Regions from separate parts of the Homo sapiens genome. Here region 1 is linked to region 2. A link is a loop called in an ENCODE intact Hi-C map of the cell type or tissue named here. Cell type or tissue: endothelial cell of umbilical vein. All regions are shown on one strand. Links, peaks and the distances in the headings refer to the core of each region. The heading gives the core; the rest is flanking DNA. Region 1 holds the start of LOC124906050 (a long non-coding RNA gene). Region 2 overlaps CRACDL (CRACD like).

Region 1 (10,220 bases), core at 4,237-8,236, 130 kb before region 2:
CCAACTGTTTATAGTATTTCCACACTGCAGCTTTGAGAAAACCTGATTCCCTGATTTGTGTTTGTCTTGGCCTTCCTGGTGTGCAGTTACTGCTGTAGAAAAGTATTAACAGTTTCATTCCATATAAACAAAAGTAACTTGAAAAAACTTATGTAGAGGACATATTTGTATCTGGTATTTAATCTTAACCAGGTCTGCAAGTGACTGTGTTTTGTATTACTGTAAATATATGAAAATGTAGTTAATTACAATTTAAAGAGTGTTCCACAGAACTTCTTTTTTTTTTTTTTTTTTGAGACAGGATCTGGCTCTGTTGCCCAGGCTGGAGTCCAGTGGCACAATCTCAGCTCACTGCAACCTCCGCCTCCCAGGCTCAAGAGATTCTCCTCCCACCTCAGCCTCCCAAGTAGCTGGGATTACAGGCATGCACCACCATGCCTGCCTAATTTTTCTATTTTTTGTAGAGATGGGGGTCTCACTTTGTTGCCCAAGCTGGTCTCGAACTCCTGACCTCAGGTGATCTGCACAACTCAGCCTACCAAAGTGCTGGAATTACAGACAGGAGCCACCACACCCAGCCAACTTCCTAATTTCTACATTCCCTCCCTTGCTCTTTGAGATTTCCTTTCAGTAAGGAACTTTTCTATGCTCTTAATATATTCCTTTTTAGTAGGAACGCAGAAGTATTAGACTGAATGGAAAAGCACTTGCCATCTCTGGGCTGGAGGCCATAAATTTGAAATGCCTCTTATATCACATATTGTAGAGGTCATGTACGTCTGTGGCAACAGGCAGTTTTCCTATTCACTCTTCATTTGCTGCTGTCTAAGTTGACGTCTCTTCCCAATACAAATTCACTTACACCTCCTGCCTTTGCAGTTCTGGTATTCACTTTACTATGTAATAGAAGTAGCATGTTGCTGCCAGAATACAAGCATTGCTTTTGGCAAATTAAAGCGCATGTCATCTCTTAATACACTAGAAAGGGGAAATAAGTACCCAAGTCCAAGTCTAAAAGTTTAGTCCTTTTCCATGCAGATTTGTGCACATGTGACAGAGGGTATCCAGCCTGTCTAGTGATTGTTCTTTAGGGGTGGACCACTGTTATGTGCTGCTAATCACTGGCTGTAGTCCCAAAAGAGCCTTGTAAAAATGCTATCCCCTATGAAACAGCAGAGGAACACAAAATAAAATCTCATTTTATAAACCATTTACTATGGCTTTGTAACAACTGCATACCCATACATTAAGAAACGGGTGAATTTATTACTTTCTAAGGTTTATTGATATCTCCCTTTTATCTTATGTAAATTGTAGTAACAATGCCTATATTTCTGCATTGTGATCCACTTTTTTAGGGGTGCCTGGAAATGTACAGAATTGGACTGCATTTCTTAGAGTATTTTACTATAGATCAATTTCATGGGCCATCTCTTCCTCAGATGTAAATGATCTCTGGTGAAGTGTTACATGGAATAAAGTGGACATTTTAAAACTAAAAGTAATATAAATAGTCTAAATACACCAATTAAAAGAGAGACTAGATTTTAGAAGATGATCCCATTAAATGCCATATAAAAGGTTGGCACCCATGCCATGGAATCCTCCTCAGCAAGGTAACAAAGCAAACTACTCAAACACCCAGCAACTTGGATAGGCCTCATGGGCGTCACGCAGAATAAAAAATTCCAATCTCTCACACACTGTATGACTCCATTTATAATAACATTTCCAAAATGACAAAGTTATAGTGAAGGATAATAGACTAGGTTCCCAGGGGTTAGGGATGATGGGGGATGCAGGGGTTGGTGTGACTATCGACACCACAGGGGAGATCTTTGTGGTGATAGAATTGTTCTATAGTGGTGGTTACAAGAATCTAGACATGATAAAAGGACACAGAACTATCCACACTCATAATACCAATGTCAATTTCCTGATTTTGATATTGTACATTATATACACATAAGTTATCCCAAGAAGTAACTGTCAGGGAAAGATGGGTGAAGTTTGCACTGTATCTCTCTGTCTTTGCAGCTTCCTTTAGTTCTACAATTATTTTTAAATAGGTTTTTGAAAAAGCAAAGCAGAAAAGAACCAACGAACAAATAATTATTATTAAGGGCAAAAAGAAAATAGGGCATGTTCATCCAGTGGGTCATTCAACTGAAAGGACTTCACCACAACGTTTGTCAGAGGAGCCCAGAACACTGCCTTACTAAGAGGATGTGTAACAGTACTCTTTTGTCTACTGTGTATTCATACAACAAGATTAACTGGATGGGTTCATAAGAAGACAAATGCTAAAGGTTGATGTACACACAAAAGTGATTAGAAAGAGAGCGAATGTTAAAAAATTTTTCATTGACTTGATCATTCTAATTGCTGTTTATAAACCTAATAAAATGTTTTACAACTGAAAAGATGGCCATTCTCTTTTCAAAATTGTTAGCTGTCAGTTTTCAAAAACTGATATTTGCATTTGATGATTCAAGTGCAGAAGAACCAGAAGTAGTGATAAGCTGGCTGGGTGTGGTGGCTCATGCCTATAAAAAAATTCCAGCACTTTGGGAGGCTAAGAGAGGCAGATCATTTGAGGCCAAGAGTTTCAAGACCAGCCTGGCCAACACGGTGAAAACCCGTCTCTACTAAAAATACAGAAATTAGCCAGGTGTGGTGATGTGCACCTGTAATCCCAGCTACTTGGGAGGCTGAGGCAGAAAAAAATCACTTGAACCCAGGTGGCAGAGGTTGCAGTGAGCTGAGATTGCATCACTGCACTGCAGCCTGGGCAACAGAGCAAGACTCCGTCTCAAAAAATAAAATTAATTAAAAATAAATAAATATGCTCTGAAATCTCCTCACATTTGCTTACATTAATGCTCATTAATCCTCTCTTCTTTACACAGATCCCAGTATCAACGCTCCTTTTATTCATCTCCTGACCAGGAACACGAAACTGTTACCCATGCCTTTTCATTTTCCCCTTCATTATCCTCTGTACCTTACATTTCTAAATGGAAACCCTTCAATGACTACCTACTTAACTCTCCAACATGATCTCCTCACGTTGCCCAGGATCTTTCTTGCTTCAGTATTACCAAGCTGCTTGGAGTGCTCCAAGCCCACTTACTATGAGTTTCATTGCTCTACGTTCATGCTGTCTGCCTACCAGATCCACCTTCTCTTTCTTTACTGGAAAAAATTCCATGCATCCTTCAAAATACTCTTTCATTGTCTTCCTGTGAAGTTTTCTCTGACCTCTATCCTCTCTTTAGCTCCTTTTTATCTTGTTAACTACACTATTTTATATCAACACAAACTGTACTATAATTACATACTTATCTCTTTTTCCCTCCTCAGCTATGAGTTCCTTAACAGCAGGTTTGTCAGGAGTTCCTAAGACTATCCCCAGGTTCAGTGATTCACTTGAAGGACTCACAGGACTCACCATTGAGTTGCAGCACAGGGAAAAGACACACGGAGAGAAGTTTGGAAGAAACCAGGTATGCAGTGACTCAGGACACACTTCCTTCCCACAGTAGCGAGTGCTGACAACACGTGCAATGTGTTGTGTTGTCTACCACGAAAGCTCATTGGAGACTCAATGTCAAAGGCTATTACTGCGGGCTGGTCACATAGGCACCCGCTGCCTAGTACATACCAAAATTTCAGACTCCAATAAGGAAACCAGGTGTTCAGCATAACCACACAACTTGTACAAATAGTTTAGGCACACTGAGCCACTCTTCTCATATAGGGAAAGGTTATTATCAGGGTTTATCAGCCAAGTTCCCAGAGGCCAGCCGAGGACCAGCCTTTCAAGCCAGGCTTTCTGATAATTAGCAGTCTCAGATTTGCCATGTTAACTCTTTTCTGCACAGCAGGAATCATATTTTAGTCTTTTTTTTTTCCCCCTAAATGCCATTGCCTTACAGAATGCCAAGCAATAAGTAACAAGAGGCAAATCCTCTTAAACTAAAAAAATGTATTTAAAAATTGATCAATAATATGCATAAAATTTGTTATACCATTACTTATAAGATTAAGCTAATTATGGTAATTGTAAAATGGAATATTATGGACCCACTACAATTCATGGTATGGGAAACATTTGTGATATTAAGCAAAAAATGTACATTATACAATATGCACAGTATGAGGCCAATCCCATTTTTTGAGGGAGACACATATGTAGTACTGTGAGACAAATTAGCAAACATAGGAAGCCATGTTTGCCATTTCCGCTTGAACCCCGAGTATGTGACAAAATGCTCCCTGGAAGAATGTTTTGAAGACAAAATAGGGTAGAGCACATGGCCCACCACATCTCTTGCCTGAGTCACGATGTTTCTTATAGGATACGTGACCCGTCCTTGCCTTTTTCTGCACGTGAGATAACATCTGACGGGGTTAGTGAGTATGCTTCTGCAAGCTATAACCAGATATCCTCTCATACCCAAACCTCATGATTCCGCTTTTATGGAACTTTCTGAGCAAGTGCGATATGATTTTACCTGGAATGGTCCTGCACTACCTGCATATAAGCAGTGGCTGGAACACTGTGCAGGGGCCATCTCACAAGACCTCTCCAAAGGACCACTCCCAGGCTGCCAGCCTCGGGCTATAGTCCTTAGCAAGACTTCTGAGTAAAATTAACTTTAATTCTTTAAAAGCTTGATTTTTTCCTTTAGTTGACTATATATATAATATATACTATATATAATATATTCATATATACTATAAATACCATATGAGTATTTACTATATATGATATCATATTAGTATATACTCTATATTATATTAGTATATATTGCATTATCTGTCTATCTATCTATCTATAAGGTAGGTCTCAGAACCCCTTTACACTGTCTTCAAAATTAGACAACCCCAAAGACCTTTTGTTTATGTGAATTATATCAATCAACATTTACCATATTGCAAATCAAAACCAATTAACTTTTTAAAGATGTATTTAAAATTCATTTAAAAGTCTATTACATGTTGGCTGGGCGCGGTGGCTCATGCGTGTAATCCCAGCACTTTGGAAGGCCAAGGGAGGTGGATTACCTGAGGTCAGCAGTTTGAGACCAGCCTGGCTAACATGGCAAAACCCCATCTCTACTAAAAGTACAAAAATTAGCCAGCCGTGGTGGCGGGCACCTGTAATCCCAGCTACTCAGGAGGCTGAGGCAGGAGAATCGCTTGAACCCGGGAGGCGGAGGTTGCAGTGAGCCGAGATCGCGCCACTACACTCCAGTCTGGGGAACAAGAGTAAGACTCTGTCTCAAAAAAAAAAAAAAAACAATCTATTACATGTTAGCATAAATAATGCATTTTATTAAAAATAATTGTTTTCTTAAAAAAATTAGTGAAAAGAGTGACATTTGCTCACATCTCTTTAATTCAGCTGAATAGAATACAGCTGAGTTCTCATCTGCTTCTGCTATTTCTTATGAGAGTGGAAAAGGCTATTATAAAAATGGTCTTCACTTCATGAACCTCCTGAAAGGGTCTAGAGATCCCCACAGGTCCTTGGATCACATGCTCAGAACCACTAATCCAGAAAAAATGAAAGAAAATATACCAAAAATGTTTAACACTGCTCTAAAGATTTAGTTCATTGGTATTTTATTTAAGATTTCATCCTATTAGGTAAGGCTGATCTATTAGTCTCTTTTTTATGCTATTCTTGTCCACTACTGGTTTCAGAGTCCAGTGCAACTTTATCCACTGTATCCATTGCACAATGGGTCTAGAACTGGACAATTACTCACATCCCCAAAACCTGATTAGTAATGTTTCTGAAGCAGCACAAAAAAATCAGTTAATGTTCTGTAATAACCCAATGTTCTCAGTGTAGTCCCCTCTCATATGTCGGCCATGAATAATATCCTTTCAGAGTTAAGAATACCTCAAACAGATTCCAGACAACCTCTGAGCACAGCACATGTACTGCTTAAGAAGCTTTCCAACCTGGAAAAATTAGATTAGGAGTCTGTTTCAGGAAATGGATGCTAGCCAACTAAGCTGAACATAAAATAAAATAATACCATGCCAAGTGCAAGGTCTAAATCGGCAAACTTTAACATATCAGCAAGAAAGGCTGCTGACCAATTTGGCAGAGGCTAGGTCTACATTCTAGACCCTAGTTAGGTCCTGTTTTAAAATTAGGTCCTTATTTATAACACCTGAAACATTCAAGACTCTTCTTTTTAGAAAGTCAATATGGCAAAAACTTTCTTATGCCCTGATGTTGTATGTGTATATTTACAGCTCAAAGAGTCCCAGGTGTGCTGGTGCCTAACCCTGGCTGCCAATCAGAATTACCTAGGGGCACGTTCGAGAACTTCCCAGGGGATGTCTAACTTCTAGCATAACAGAGTGAGAAGGCTCACAAATCCTCTTCCCACAAAGCAACTATAAAGCTGGTCAAGAGTCAAAAACAACCTAGTTGGTGCTCTGGAAAGCAAGCAAGACATTCAACAAACTGAGAAGTGTTTATTCATGAAACCCACTGGACTCCAGGTGAGAACAGCACAAGTCTGTGACTTTTCCTGCCAAGAGCTGCCCTCATCTGCCCTGCCCTCAGCTCTGTCAATTCAGAAGTTTAACAGGCGTGGGGCAGGCCTTGAAAACTAGCAAACTCACTGCCACTGCTGGCAGGGACTCATTGGATTTGCAGTGTTGTCAGTGAGAGCAGCAAGCCCAGAGGCAGGCAAGCAGCACGGAGGGCCAGAGGCCTGCTGCCATGAGGCTGCTGTTCTATCTGGGACAAGCAATGGACTGGCACACCAGCTGGAGACTTAATAGGGAGGCCTTGAAAATGAGATGGCTGTAGGGGGCTTATAAAGCTCTTCACACATCCCAGGTGGACTGGAGGCTCTGAGCATGCACAGCAGACAGCAGTGCAGGCCCACACCACCCATGCACACCTGGTCATTAGAGCCCATGCATGCACACACACAGAGGAGCTGTAAAAGGAGACCAGGGCAAAGTACAGCTGGGGCGCACTCGCAAACAGCTTGCAGTACCGTGTGCTCCACAGTCCAACAGGTCCTGAGCAGAGAAGGGAGCCCTACCGGCTCGAGGTGTTTGACTACAAGCACTGACCAATCTTTACTGAACACTATGCTATGCAGACACAGGGGCAACCTCTCTAGGAAACCAGGCTTAAAAATAAGAACTAATCAAAACGGAAGTACAGAGACATCCAGAGTCAGATACAGCCGGAGAGACAGACTTGAGATTTAGTCCAGTCCAGTTACTTAAACAAATAGCAAATAAAACAATCACCATCCACTTGAGTTAAAATGTAAAGAATCCAGAACTGCATCAATATATTACCTAAAATATATGGTGGTCAACAAAAATTCACAAGACAGCAAAGGAAAAAGAAACCAGGACTCATACTCGGGGGAAAAATAAAATTCTGGCAGTCAGTGGAAGTGGTCTCTGAGTATTCCCAGATGCTGGGTTTAGCAGATGAAGACTTCGAAACAGTTACTATAAATAAGTTAAAAGAACTAATGAAGCCAAGTTTAAAGAACTAAAGGACCATGTGAGGAAACTGACTCAATGAATAGAGAAAACGAAGAGACAGGAAATATAAAACAAAATGGAATTTAGTTGTTAGAGCAACTAAAATTAAAATTCACTAGAGAGGCTCAGCAGCAGATTTCAGATGGCAGAAGAACAGAAGAATCAGTGAACTTGATGTTAGATTAATAGAAATTATCGAGTCTGAAGAACAGAGAGAAAAAAGATTGAGGAAAACTGAACAAACTGAACAGACTGAACAGAGAGGCCCCAGAGTATAGGATACCCCCAAGCGTTCACAGAAGGAAATAGAGAAAAAGTAGTAGAAAAAAATATATGAAAAAGTAATGACTTTCTACAAACTAGGAACAGAGGGGAACTTCCTCAACTGGATAAAGAACACCTCCTTAAAGGCAGAGGAATCTCTGAAAAATGTCAATCAGACTGTGGTACACCCTCGGCATAAAGCTTCCCACTGAGGAATAAAATCCAAAGATGTCCCTGTGGCCTCCATATCCAGTGTGACCTGGCCCCTGCTTGCTTTTCCAACTTTATCTCCCACCACACCCCCAACACTCCCTACCCCTAACAGTGCTTTAGCCACACTAGCTTCCTTTTACACTCTCCTAATGTGCCACACTCATCTGGCCTCAGGACTTTTGTACTTGCTGTGATACTGCCAGGACCCCTCTTCACTCCAACTCTCTGGCTTCTTATTATTTAGGTCTCAGTTCAACTGTCACCTCCTCAGAGAGGCATTCTGTGACCACTCGCATCTAAACAGCCGTCATTCCCACCTCAGTCACTTGTCATCGCCTTAGCTTGTTTGGTTGTCAGTATTCATCCCTCTCTGAAATAACTCAGTCTGCCTAGTTGCTCAACTACGACTGTGTAACATCCTCCAACTTAACATCTCTGTAAGTAGGGTCTGTATGGCAAGGACATTACCTATCTTGTTTACCATGAAATCGCCAGTGCCTAGTGGATCACCACCTAGTACACGCTCAATAAACACTAGGTGAATGAATAAATAACTGAGCTGAAGAGAGAAAAAGCAGCAATACGAAGAAAGCTACTTCAGATCAAAAGCACTATGCCGGCCTATGTAAAAAGTGTAAAAGCTCTATGTAAGCAGTCGCTTACATCTGTAATCCCAGCACTTTGGGAGGCCAAGGCAGGTGGATTGCTTGAACTCAGGAGTTTGAGACCAGTCTGAGCAACATGGCAAAACCCTATATCTACAAACACTACAAAAATTAGCCATTTAGCCTGGGCAACATAGCATGGCCCCATCTCTACCCTCCAAAAAATACAAAACTTAGCAGGGTGCGGTGGCATGCTCTGTGGTCCCAGCTACTTGGGAAGCTGAAGTGGGAGGACTGCTTGAGCTCAGGAGCCCGAGGCTGCAGTGAGCAGTGATCATACCACGGTCCTCCAGCTTGGGACAGAGTGAGACCCCGTCTTAAAAAAGAAAAAATTAGCCAGGCATGGTGGCACATACCTGTATAGTCCCAGCTACTTGGGAGGCTAAGGTGGGAGGATGGCTTGAGCCCAGGAGGCAGAGGTTGCAGTGAACCATGATCACACCACTGCACTATAGCCTGGGCAACAGAGCCAGATCCTGCCTCAATTAAAAAAAAAAAAGTACTATGCCAATAAACCACTAATATCCTGTAACTAGGATTAGCAAATTTCCCTCAAGATCAAATTTGTTATTGCAGTAGTTTATGTGCTGAGACCAATAAGGTCAATGTTCAATTACTCCTCCACAGCTGAGCAAACATGCTTCTGGAGAGTACACCAGAGGCGCAACTGACATTGGGAACAAACATCCCTTAAGGCAGGTGACAGGAGGACATCTGGAGTGCTGCATTTCTACCTTATCATTAACCCTAGCTTTCCGATAAGGAAACCCAAGTTACTTACCTTGATTCCAAGAAGCTCCCCTGAGAAGAGGGTTTATTGAGCTTCTAGATCTTAATCAGCACACTGAAAGATTACCTTTCATTACTGCCCCAGCAAATGCCTGCCACCACCTCCGGAAATGCTTGCCCTCTCCCCATTTTAAGCACGGATTGCAATGCTGTGCAGGTTTCACAGGTGTGATTAATTCATTGGATCGTGGACTCTGTCAGGTACAGAGGTCATAATGATCTTAAATGATGGTTCTAGATCGCAGGGAGCTTCATTCACCAGCATGCCTAAACGAGTTCAGCAGCAGCATTCAGGTTCCTTGTTCCACCTGATCATGGCCAGTCATTCTCTACCACCGCCTCTCACTTCATGAACAGGGTGACTGCATGCTATCTTTGCCTAGGACGGTTCCAATTTACAACTGTTACCCCAGCATGACTGTCAACAGTACTCCCTTTACTCTCAAGTGCCCTGCTCTGGACAGTAAATCATATGATCACCCTAGCTACAGAGGAAATTAATATTGTCCATTTTAAAAGTATCTATAGTGGAACAATTGATTAGGTGATTGTGGAGTAGTCCGAACTTAATGAAAATCAACTAACAGGCCGGGCGCGGTGGCTCACGCCTGTAATCCCAGCACTTTGGGAGGCCGAGGCAGGTGGATCATGAGGTCAGGAGATCGAGACCATCCTGGCTAACAAGGTGAAACCCCGTCTCTACTAAAAATACAAAAAATTAGCCGGGCGCGGTGGCGGGCGCCTGTA
Region 2 (10,220 bases), core at 2,252-6,251:
AAGTCTAGCATGTGTCTCTCTGTTGCAGGGAAGGCAGCTCAAAGGACCCAAAGGAAACAGCTGGGGTCAGAAGCTTTTCATGGGCGGCCCTGAGTGACAGGTGCTTTAGGATGTGTGTCCTCAAAAAGAGGGGCTCAGCCGCTGAGGAGTGGGCTGGGGGCAGTGCATGCAGGAAGGACCACTGGACAGGAAGCAGGGGGGCCTGGCTGTTCGAGGGGTGAAAAGAAGCCGCTGGTCCTGCTGGGAAGGAGAGGTGCTGATCTACCCAATCTCATCTCATCCCCCCAAAACCCTCTGAGCCAAAACCCTCTCAGGACACAGATTCTAAGAGGTGATAAGCCTGCCTGAGGCCTCCCTCCGGAGCTGTGGGGCATGTATTTGTTCATTTGCCACCAGATCTGTGTTCCCTCCCCATCTTCCCTTCCCGCATCACCAAGGAGCAAAATGACTCATTGGCCTTGCCAGTTTATCACACTCTACCTGGCATGTCCTGCTTCATAGCAGGACAACTAGAATATGACCAGTTAGACATCATTTTATCTTAAAAACCACCAGGTAAACTTTCATCAGTTGTTATCACACTTGGTGATAAAATTTGAAAAATTATTCCATATATTTCCTGAAAAACTTATTCTATCAGGAAATGTCACCTTGGTTATAACATCAAATACTTGGTACTAAAGACTCTTTTTTCCACAATAATCTTAAAGTTTTCTGTCTATGTGGGCCTGTGTGTAAGCCTGTGGGTCAGTGTAAGGTATAAACAGTCTGCAGCCCATACTTTTGGGGCTTAAGGCACTATTACATCAAATACCACATATTCTACAAGCCCATTTTAAAGGGTGTGTTGTTTTTCCCTCTTAATCAACCAATTATGCATAAAAACTTTCAGGCCTCAAAATGCAATCATTGTGTCTTCAAAACGATGAAGACACTAAAGATTACCTTTCTGTTTTTAAGTCTTAAAAGCCCAAATTTTGGTTTCCTATGAAGCTGGTAGATTGTCCATATTACCCAATAATTGATAAAATCTCAGAACTTTTTTTTTTTAAATAAAGGACCAACCACAGGAGGTGGTTGTGCTGTGAGAGATAAAGTCAGGCTGGCCCAGCCGAGCCAGCTGTGGAATTTGTGCCTCATAGTGTCACATGGGTTTGGAGATAGGCTTGCTCTTCAATGGATGGGTTAGAAACTACCTCTCCTCTTACTGCCCGTCCTGGCTAAAGGCAGAGAACTGGGATGCTGTGAGAGTCAGAGACCTGTGGGATGGGAGGAGGGGGAGTCCATCTATGATGAGGAAAGAGGCAGCTCATGACAGACCTCTTCCTACTGCATAGCTCAGAAATACACTAAGTCACATCTGCTCCTGAGAGGGGGACGCTGAAACTGCACACAGGAGTATTTGGAGGTGTTAAAAGGGGTACAGGGTTGGCTCGGTGAAGTCTATGAAATAGGCCACCCCATCCTCCTCATCCTTTCTCCCTTCTGCTCGAGGCTGGAGAGCAGGCCTGGGTAGCCCACTGTCCTCAGACCCTGCTCCTGGAATGAGCAGGGACAGCTTCGCCCCAGAGCAGAATTCTGGAGAGAATAATTCTCTAGCCGGCTTCATGTCAGTCCCCACCCCACACACTCAGCCACACCACAGTCCTTTTGCCTTTTTCATCAGTGACGTTCGGGGAACTCACAACTACACACAAAAATTTGGTGTGGCAGGGTGTATAGGTGTCCACACTGAAGTGGCTTCTGAACACAATTCAGAGAAGCACAGAATCTGCAAGGCAGTGAGTCGCAACGAAGCTCCCCCTTCACTGTGAATGGCCCCTCGAGCAGGCCAGAGGTGACAGGGGAAGGTGTGTGGCTATAAAAAATAAACTCTGGCCTTTATTTGTTTTTCAAATGTCAGCATAACAGATAACTCCAACTCTATCCATCCTCCACAGTCAGGCTTGTCTACATGGGAAGGATGACCACCTATTTTTAACATTTATGTGCAAGTACAGTGTATGGGCATTAAGTGTTCTTACCACAATAACATAAAGAATTTAAAATGTGGCAGCATCGCGAGCTATGTTGTTTATGCACGAGAAAGAGCTCGTGCTCTTTTCCGAGTTCCTCGGGGCCCCCCTCTTGGATTCTAATGGAGAAGGTGGTGTTTGGGACTGGTTCCTCCACCCTGCTGAGGTCATCAGTTCCTCTCTTGCTTGTCAACCTTTCCCTGCTGCCCTGTTTGCCAGCAATACAGCACATTACTACCCCTAGGCCAACACCACCTCAAGGTCACAAACTCAGGCACCGGAGACCATCAGAGCCTCAACTATCACATGCTCACTACTTCCCCCTCCCACCGGCCAAATGTCATGGCAACGGAAAACAGATACAACGTGTTTCCCTACTTCTAATGGGGTTCTGGGTCTGGTCATCTGCTCAGACAGGAAAGTCAAGGGACAGGGTTGATTCTGGGTTGATTCTATCAACCTATCACCCTCATTAAAAAAAGTCACCAAAACCACGTCTCCTAACCAGACCTGAATTTCTACTCAAAGAATGAAAATAAACACAGCTCAAGGGCTGATTGTAGGCTCCAGTGACCCAGTTGGCCACACCATGCACAGCCTGGAGATCTTAGGGGCACACACAGGGGATCTCAGAGCTCCAGCACCCTCCAGGGCAGGTGTGGATGAAGACATGCAGTGGTACAGGCCGCACTTGCCTTTATGGTGGTACCAGGACCCACGTCGTGCAGCAGAGACATCTCTGGGGGGCTCCTGGGCAGCCCGTCGTCCTCAGAGCTCATGCCGGCATCCTCTCCCCGCTTGGCAGGAAGCCCCCCTGGAGGAGGTGGTGGCCCCATTTTCACATTACACTGTATTTTTAACTAGATTGGAATAAAGAACATGTGCTCTTATTTTCATCAATGATATTTATCAACAAATCCTCCTGCTCTAATTCATTCATGCTGGAAATGCCTTCAGTATCTTGGTGTGGTGCAGAGAACTGAACTGAACGTGCATCTGCCACCAGCTCTTCCACTGCCATCTCTTCTTTGTTCATCTAAGAATGAGTCGAGATCCCACTGCAGCTCATTTGGTGTGTCCTGGGGGAGCTGTCATGTACATGTGATTCTACTTTACAGCATATCAAATAAACCAAGCAGAAATCATTTAAAAACTTCTTGATGGATATTTGACTTGCACACCAGGCGACATGACCAAGGAAACATTTACCTGCAGAGCTTTAATCCGATCACACACATTTTCTTGGGAAAACACCCGCACAGGCCGAGTAGCGTCCTGTCCGGACTCAGGAATGAAAATACTGTCGTGAGAAAGGGCCCGGCTGCCCAGCGTGCCCCTCGACTCCCTAGGATAAAAGAGCCACTGTGAGACTCTGCCCACCTCCATCTTACTGACCCCTGGGGGGCTCAGAATGAGAAAGAGGGATGTGAGTGAACAGAACATCAAACAACACTCCCTCTGCTGCATTTACATTTCAGTGGTCCCTGACTTCAGTTCATCCACACGCTGTCAAATGCCAGTCAACTATTTGGAGCATTGCAGAGATAGGAATTTTCCTAGGAGATCTAAAGGTTGTGTGAATTATTTTTGTATTAATGAAAAAACCAAGGTTTGATAAGGTGTGAGGTGCAAGACAGCAAGCCTGCAGAGGGGAGGGGCTGGCACGGCCAGCTTCTGAGGAGGCCTGTCCCGGCTGCCCCAGGGAGGGTGAGGTCACGCCTTGTGGGCAAACATGCAGGCCCTCCGTGGGCTGAAGGCTGTGTGTGCAGCAGGCTGAGGGCCTGCTTGATGAACGCATCCTCACACACACCTCACACAGACCAAGACATACATCCGTGGGTGGTTTGAAATGAGAACTGCAAATCTGCAAAGCCATGGCCTCTTTTTATGACCTGGCACCATCTGTGTGACCAAAACCTCTGTGCCTGCCTAGATCCTGGAGCAGAGATGGTGGCCTTCTGTCATCGCCATCCCAGTCCTTTCCTCAGCTCTGAACTCAAGAATCTGATCTGGGACTGAACCCCCAGGACATTCACAAAATGTCCTAAAAGGATGTGGGAATTAGCTGTCAAGTTTTCCTAGCAGCACTGGCTGCCTGAACAATAGGTGGAAGGAGATGACTGAGATCTGATGATGAAGGAAGGAAAGCCTGCCTCTGCACACACTGGACATCTTGTGTGCACCACCCCACCCACTTCCCTCCTGCCACTCCCCTACCCTGGGCATCCTGTCCACTGTGGGGCATTAAGGACTCTGAGGTGTGGCCCTGTCCAACTGTAGATCAAACTGTGTTGGCTAATAATGCTTCCTTCTAATTAAACTCTCACGCCTGCAACAGTAAGCTTGCAAGTGGGAACCCATGGCTCCCAGGATGTGTGTGTCCTCACATGCCAGGGAGGGAACTACGCCAACTGAAGGAATCAGGACCTCCCTGCCAAGGGCAGCTCTTAACCCAAAGGTCACACACACACTTGGATATCCCTCCCCCAGTGGACAGCCCATGGCCCACACTCTCTGGGAACCACAACCACCACCCAAGCACCTCCGCTTTGGATGTAATGAGGAGTGGAGGCAGCATAAAGAGGCCTCTGCAAAAACACAAAATGGCACATGTGCAAGGCCATTCACTACAGCAATATTCAAAAGAGTGAAAGATGGGAAACACCTAGTGCCCCTCAGTAGGCATCTAACTGAATCAACCATGAATGTCATACAATGGAGGACTCCACAGCTGGTCTGATGGGCAGGAAGGTCTCTACACGCTGCATGCAGGCATCACCAGATACTACTAAGTGCAATAAATAACAACCACTGCAGAACAATGTTCACAGCATGTCAGCACTGCATGGGAAAGGGGGGCCTGGATATTATCTGAACATGTGTGTGTGTTTCTTATATTTTAAAAAAATGAAAATAGAAGAATAAATAACAAATAAATAAAAGTGGTTTTCTTTGGGGGAAAGAAATAACTAGATGAGGAGACATAGTGCAAAGATACCTACATTGACAACTTTGTCTTTGAAACTATGCAAACGTTTTATATAATTAAAAGATGAAACCAAACAAAAAGAGAAATAAAACAATCTCTAAAACTAGAAAACAAACACAAACAAATAAATCTAATTTTATATCAGATTGTTGGCATGACCACACAGAGAATATAATAATTTCAAGTGACTTTGACTCCACATCCAAGATAGAATACATTCTAGGAACAACAACAAGAAAACCAAAGATATCAAATTGCACTCACTAATCTTATTAGTAGTAATAATAATTAAAAAACCAAAAATATGAAATTGCACTCTGTAGTTTTATTAGCAATAACACTGATTATAAGACAGTGTGCAGAAAAGTATTTATAATATTTTTAACTTCCATATAGGGAAGGGATAAGGAAATTATTATAAATATATGATAGGTTAAAGAAAATAAGTCATTTTGTTAATATCATAAGGAGCCCTGGTTTCAAGTGTAAGAGAAAAGAGAATACAAAGAATTAAAGAAGTAAAAATGTTGTTTTATTAAACTTGAATTGGAAATATCAGCAAATTAATGGTTAATTTTTCTCTTGAAAAATAAACCATTTCCTAGCTATATCCACTGGAAAGGTTTAGAATCAGTGACAGCCAATTAGTAATCATCGCCCCTGGCAGCTGGACTGAGGTCTTTAAAAGCCATTTCACACCACAAGGAGGGAGCCAGGGTCCTGTCAAGAAAGTGCTGATTCCAGGTCAGGGGAAGAAAATATACCAAATAAACCTGAGATTTCTCATTGGACAAGAAAGTAAGGAAGCCATCAAAGATGAATGGGGTCATGTCAAAAGACGGAGCGAATTTCAAGTGACTCTCAACAGCCTAAGATGGAACAACTTGAGCATTAAAATGAATAAAGACTGTCATGGATTAAAGCAAATCAAATATATAAAAAGTAATGCATTCCCAATGATATTTGGAAAAAAAAAGAAAAAAACAAAACCCACTGGCCACTGTCAGGAGTTGCTAGGGGGCCACGTCATTACTCTGAGGGTGGATCAATAAAAGGAGAGCCAAGCATGATCCTGACTTTACAAATTGTATTTCGGAGCAACCAAGCAATTGATGAAGGAAAGTTCTTCATCAAAGAATTTCAGTTAGCAAGTGTACAGTGAATGATAGAATTAGAAAAACCACCACTTTGTGACAAAATAACAGATCATCACCAGGTGTTAAAACTGTCAGGTGAAGGTTGGTGGAGGGACGACAGTGACACACCCTGAACCCACTGCTCAGAAAGCAGGTGACTCATCATGGGATGTGACAACAACCAGCACCTGCTTGAACCTGACAGAATCTGGATCCATCGAATGATGTACCGGGAATTGGGAGAATATAGGAAAGAGTTGAGTCACACCAAGAGAAAGCAAAGCCAGAATATGGGACATTCTGCAGGACACATGGCCCTGCTCTTCCTTCAGATCAATGACGTGAAACAAAGGGAGAGGGCAAAAGGAAATCGTTATAGATTAACAGACTTAAGAAGCACAACCGCACAGACACAGACACGATAAATGGGCGTCACTTTATTCAACCCACAGGGTCCCATGTGGTTTGCTCGCACTAATGTGCCTTAGTAAATGGAGCTGTTTTCCCCACAGTGATGGATGAGAAGTTGCCGCAGACTCTCCCACAGGCCAAGCAGTACTTGCCTCTTCCTCTGTGCTGCTCTCTAAAAATGTCATTTGCACTTCCCAGGCCTCATCATGCTCCATTCCCAATCTTCCTTGCCTAGCATCAAAACCAGCAAACTGTTACCAGTCACTGAGGGCCAGCTCCCTGCAAGGTGCTGGGAATATCAAGATAAAAAGCACACCGTCTCCACTTTCCATGGGCTCCTGTGACAGGGAGGACATCAGCAAGCGGACAGGACAATTCATCCCAGCTTGCCCCTCTGGCTGGGCTCCTGTCTGTGGTTGGAGGGGCCACTCCCAGGCCTGTCTCTCCAACACCAGAACTGTGTGCTCCAGTCAAGAGACAGGGGTGGATGGGGGTGGGTGTTAGAGTTTCCCTGGGGCTTGCAAAGTGATGACATTGAATAATTAGTAATATTATCGCGATAACATCTCGTTCCCCAAGAGTTCAGAGAACCGCCTAAAAAAAATGCATGCACGCCGGGCGCCGTGGATCACGCCTGTAATCCCAGCACTTTGGGAGGCCGAGGCGGGCGGATCGCGAGGTCAGGAAATCGAGACCATCCTGGCTAACACGGTGAAATCCCGTCTCTGCTGAAAATACAAAAAAAATTTAGCCAGGCGTGGTGGCGGGTGCCTGTAGTCCCAGCTACTCGGGAGGCTGAGGCAGGAGGATGGCGTGAACCCGGGAGGCGCAGCTTGCAGTGAGCCAAGATCGCGCCACCGCACTCCAGCCTGGGCGACAGAGCGAGACTCCGTCTCAAAAAAAAAAAAAAAATGCATGCACAGTATATCCCTTCCACACTTCACATGGTGCAATGTGAGTCTATTACATTCCCTGCTAGCACCAAAAACAATCAAAACCTAAATCAAACCCAAAACTGAAAAAAAAAAAAAAAAAAGGTTCCAATCTTTCCTTTCCAGTCATCTGGTGCCACCAAGTGGCCAGCAAAATTTCTACTCCTTTAAAAAACAGGCAAGGAGGCTGGGGAGGGGCGAGAGCAAGAGAGGGGACAGGACACCACTATTGGGATGCTCAAGCCTGGGACCCATCTCAGCGTGGTCTGTACCCCAAACCTGAGGGATATTATGTTCTCTGAAGAGTTCTATCCTTAAAGGGCCAGCGTTGTCTTAAAAAAAAAAAGGTAAAAGCTAGCATAGCAACAAATCTGTTTCGTTTCCTCTTAGTCACAGGAATAACTGCTAGAATAACTGCAGCATATGTACTGTAACTATATTTTAATGAAACACAAGTTACAAAAATAAGGATTTCTTTACTAGACCTCCCCAGTTTTTTGTGCTTATTGGGTCTGTTCTTTATGATATTTTTGGATGATTTTTTTTCTAAGATAGCAAGGAGCGCCCCCTCCCCACCCCCATCAAGTGAAAATATTCTGATTAGATTACTTAACGTTCAACTTTAGAGAAATGCATTTTTCTAATATAGCATCTAGGTCCTCAAAAGAGTTTTAAGTCAAGTTAAACCAGGGCCCCTATCCTGATCCTGTCACTTTCAGCTGTAGGATGTTGGGCAAGTTCTAAATTTTATCTAGGGCTTATTTTGTCCGTTTATAAAATGGCATATAGTACCTCCTCTCCCACAGTTATTGTGGACTTAAACACACACAGCATTCTCCATCCCTAGGTTTGAAAAGACAGAAAACACAACTTCTATGGAAGAACCTCTAATGGAATTACCCAGGAGGAAAGGGGGCTCAGAAATCCAGCAAGTTACCAGGATAATGAAATCATGTATTTAGGTGCTCCTGGCCCGAGGGATGTAAAATGCAACTTACTCCAGCTCATCCTCGGAGTCGTAGCCCACTGGCCCGGATTCGATGGCAATGACCTCATTCCTCGTCTGACTTTGTTTCCAGGTGCTACTTCCTGTGGACGACGGCGATTCTTTTCTCTTCTTCTTCCCAAAAAACTTCTTAAAAGTTTTGAATTTAGATTTTTTCTTTCCTATACAGATTAGAGAAAAAAATAATAAATAAGACTGTTACAGTGTGTGTTTATGTGCATGTATGCAACAGGCACGTAAAAGAGAGAAAGCAAGATTTCCATCCATGCATCAGTTATCTGCTTCTGAAAAGTCCTTTTACTTCGCAAAAGTACATGGTATACCAGTTTTGCATACCTGAAAACACATCTTGTTTCTTTTTATTTAGGATATTTAAATAAAAGACACAAGAACACTTTGGAAGATGATCACAGAATCAAAATTAGCAACTTTCCTCTCATGTATAATCAAGTTTTGATTTCTAAAATATATTTGAGGCTGCAGTGAGCTATGATTGCACCGCTACACTCCAGCCTTAGTGACAGAGCAAGACCCTCTCTCAAAAAAAATAAAATAAAATAAAAATTATGAATTGCTTTGTCTAGTGTGAATACAGCATCAAGGACAATCAGAGGAGGCCCAACCTCATGGGCAAGAAGGTGGGTCTGTGGGGCACCAACTGCATGATGAGCTAATGACTTTTGGTGAGAAAAACAATGAGACTGGTCATCCCTGCAGGGGAGGGGTGTGGCCAGGCTGAGCCCAACTCTGCCATGCTTCCTGGATTATTAGAATTCACCACACTTTTCAACATTTTGTGATTGCTCCTCTGGTGACAGCTTCATTCTCTCCCATGAATTCTATCATACCCAGGTTTCCATGATTTCACATTAGTTGCTCAGCAAAGTTCATTCCTTTCCCGGAATAGTTACAGAACTGACAGTGGAGGGATGCAGCATCGTAGACTACCAGGATGCTGTCTAATACATCCTGAAAATTTGCACAATTTATTACTTTTTATAATAATTTAATAAACTGAATTCCTTAAAAAACCCAGGATCTTTCTGTTGTGTTTATATTATTGCCTCCTTGGGAAGCTTACATGGTCTTACTCTCATGGGGAGAATTACTTAGGATTACTTTAGTAGGAGTTCCTACATCATTACAGGTAGAACAAATCCCTCTCCAAGGATAAGTCAGTTCTACAGCACCTTCTAGTTTTCTCACCTTCTAGTGTGGAAGTGTTCTCAACTTTATAATCGTAAAAAATGTTTATGTTGTTAGTAGATGGTTCTCAATGAGCATTTATGATTTTGAAAGATTCTTAAGAGTTTTCTGCATTTGGTCAGGACACCCTGTGGCTTTTGCCTAGTCAACAAATTGGTATGCATCCTCGAAGGCCTGAATAGATACACAGCCTCAATATCATGACCATCAAAAATGCTGCTTACAGCATTAATGGTCTCCTCAAGTGTAACTGGCAGAGCTCAAGCATAACTGCTGTACACCTTTGTTCCACTGGCAGGGCTTAGCCATCCATTTGTTCAAACTATATTTCTTCTCCTACTAGGCTTTGTAATTCGATTTCTTTAATGGTGACAGGACTAGTCCATTTTTCTACTTCCTGAATCTGTTTTTTTAAGTAACATTTTTCTGAAAATGTATTTTTTCCAAATTTTCAAATGTATTGGCAAAAAATTATTAATAATATCTTTTTATCTTTCAAGCATTCACAACATCTATAGTGATTGA

The links. Hi-C counts contacts between places; a loop is a spot of excess contacts. Peaks named below come from ENCODE experiments on the same cell type or tissue, not always from the same donor. Only the 100,000 strongest peaks of a DNase experiment are listed, where the experiment ranks them.
Region 1: it touches region 2 in a loop (3-fold over the local background); 2 of 110 quality-filtered maps call a loop at or near these places.

Annotation. Positions count from the first base shown.
Region 1 is chr2:98,695,603-98,705,822 of GRCh38, forward strand. The region is part of intron 2 of MGAT4A (alpha-1,3-mannosyl-glycoprotein 4-beta-N-acetylglucosaminyltransferase A); the gene reads right to left. LOC124906050 (a long non-coding RNA gene) reads left to right here and starts at 283. Exons shown (of 3, transcript XR_007087149.1): 1 at 283-3,506; 2 at 6,277-6,528. In endothelial cell of umbilical vein, for the core only: no CTCF peak of the experiment used is centred there; DNase peaks (open chromatin) are centred at 5,889 and 7,559; H3K27ac peaks cover 2,924 bases.
Region 2 is chr2:98,829,638-98,839,857 of GRCh38, forward strand. CRACDL (CRACD like) reads right to left here. Exons shown (of 10, transcript NM_207362.3): 3 at 8,482-8,650; 4 at 3,225-3,360; 5 at 2,711-2,875. Among named protein-coding and RNA genes, the nearest start is that of LINC02611, 63 kb to the left of the region's middle. RefSeq lists a silencer at 7,509-7,803. In endothelial cell of umbilical vein, for the core only: no CTCF peak of the experiment used is centred there; a DNase peak (open chromatin) is centred at 4,124; H3K27ac peaks cover 1,595 bases.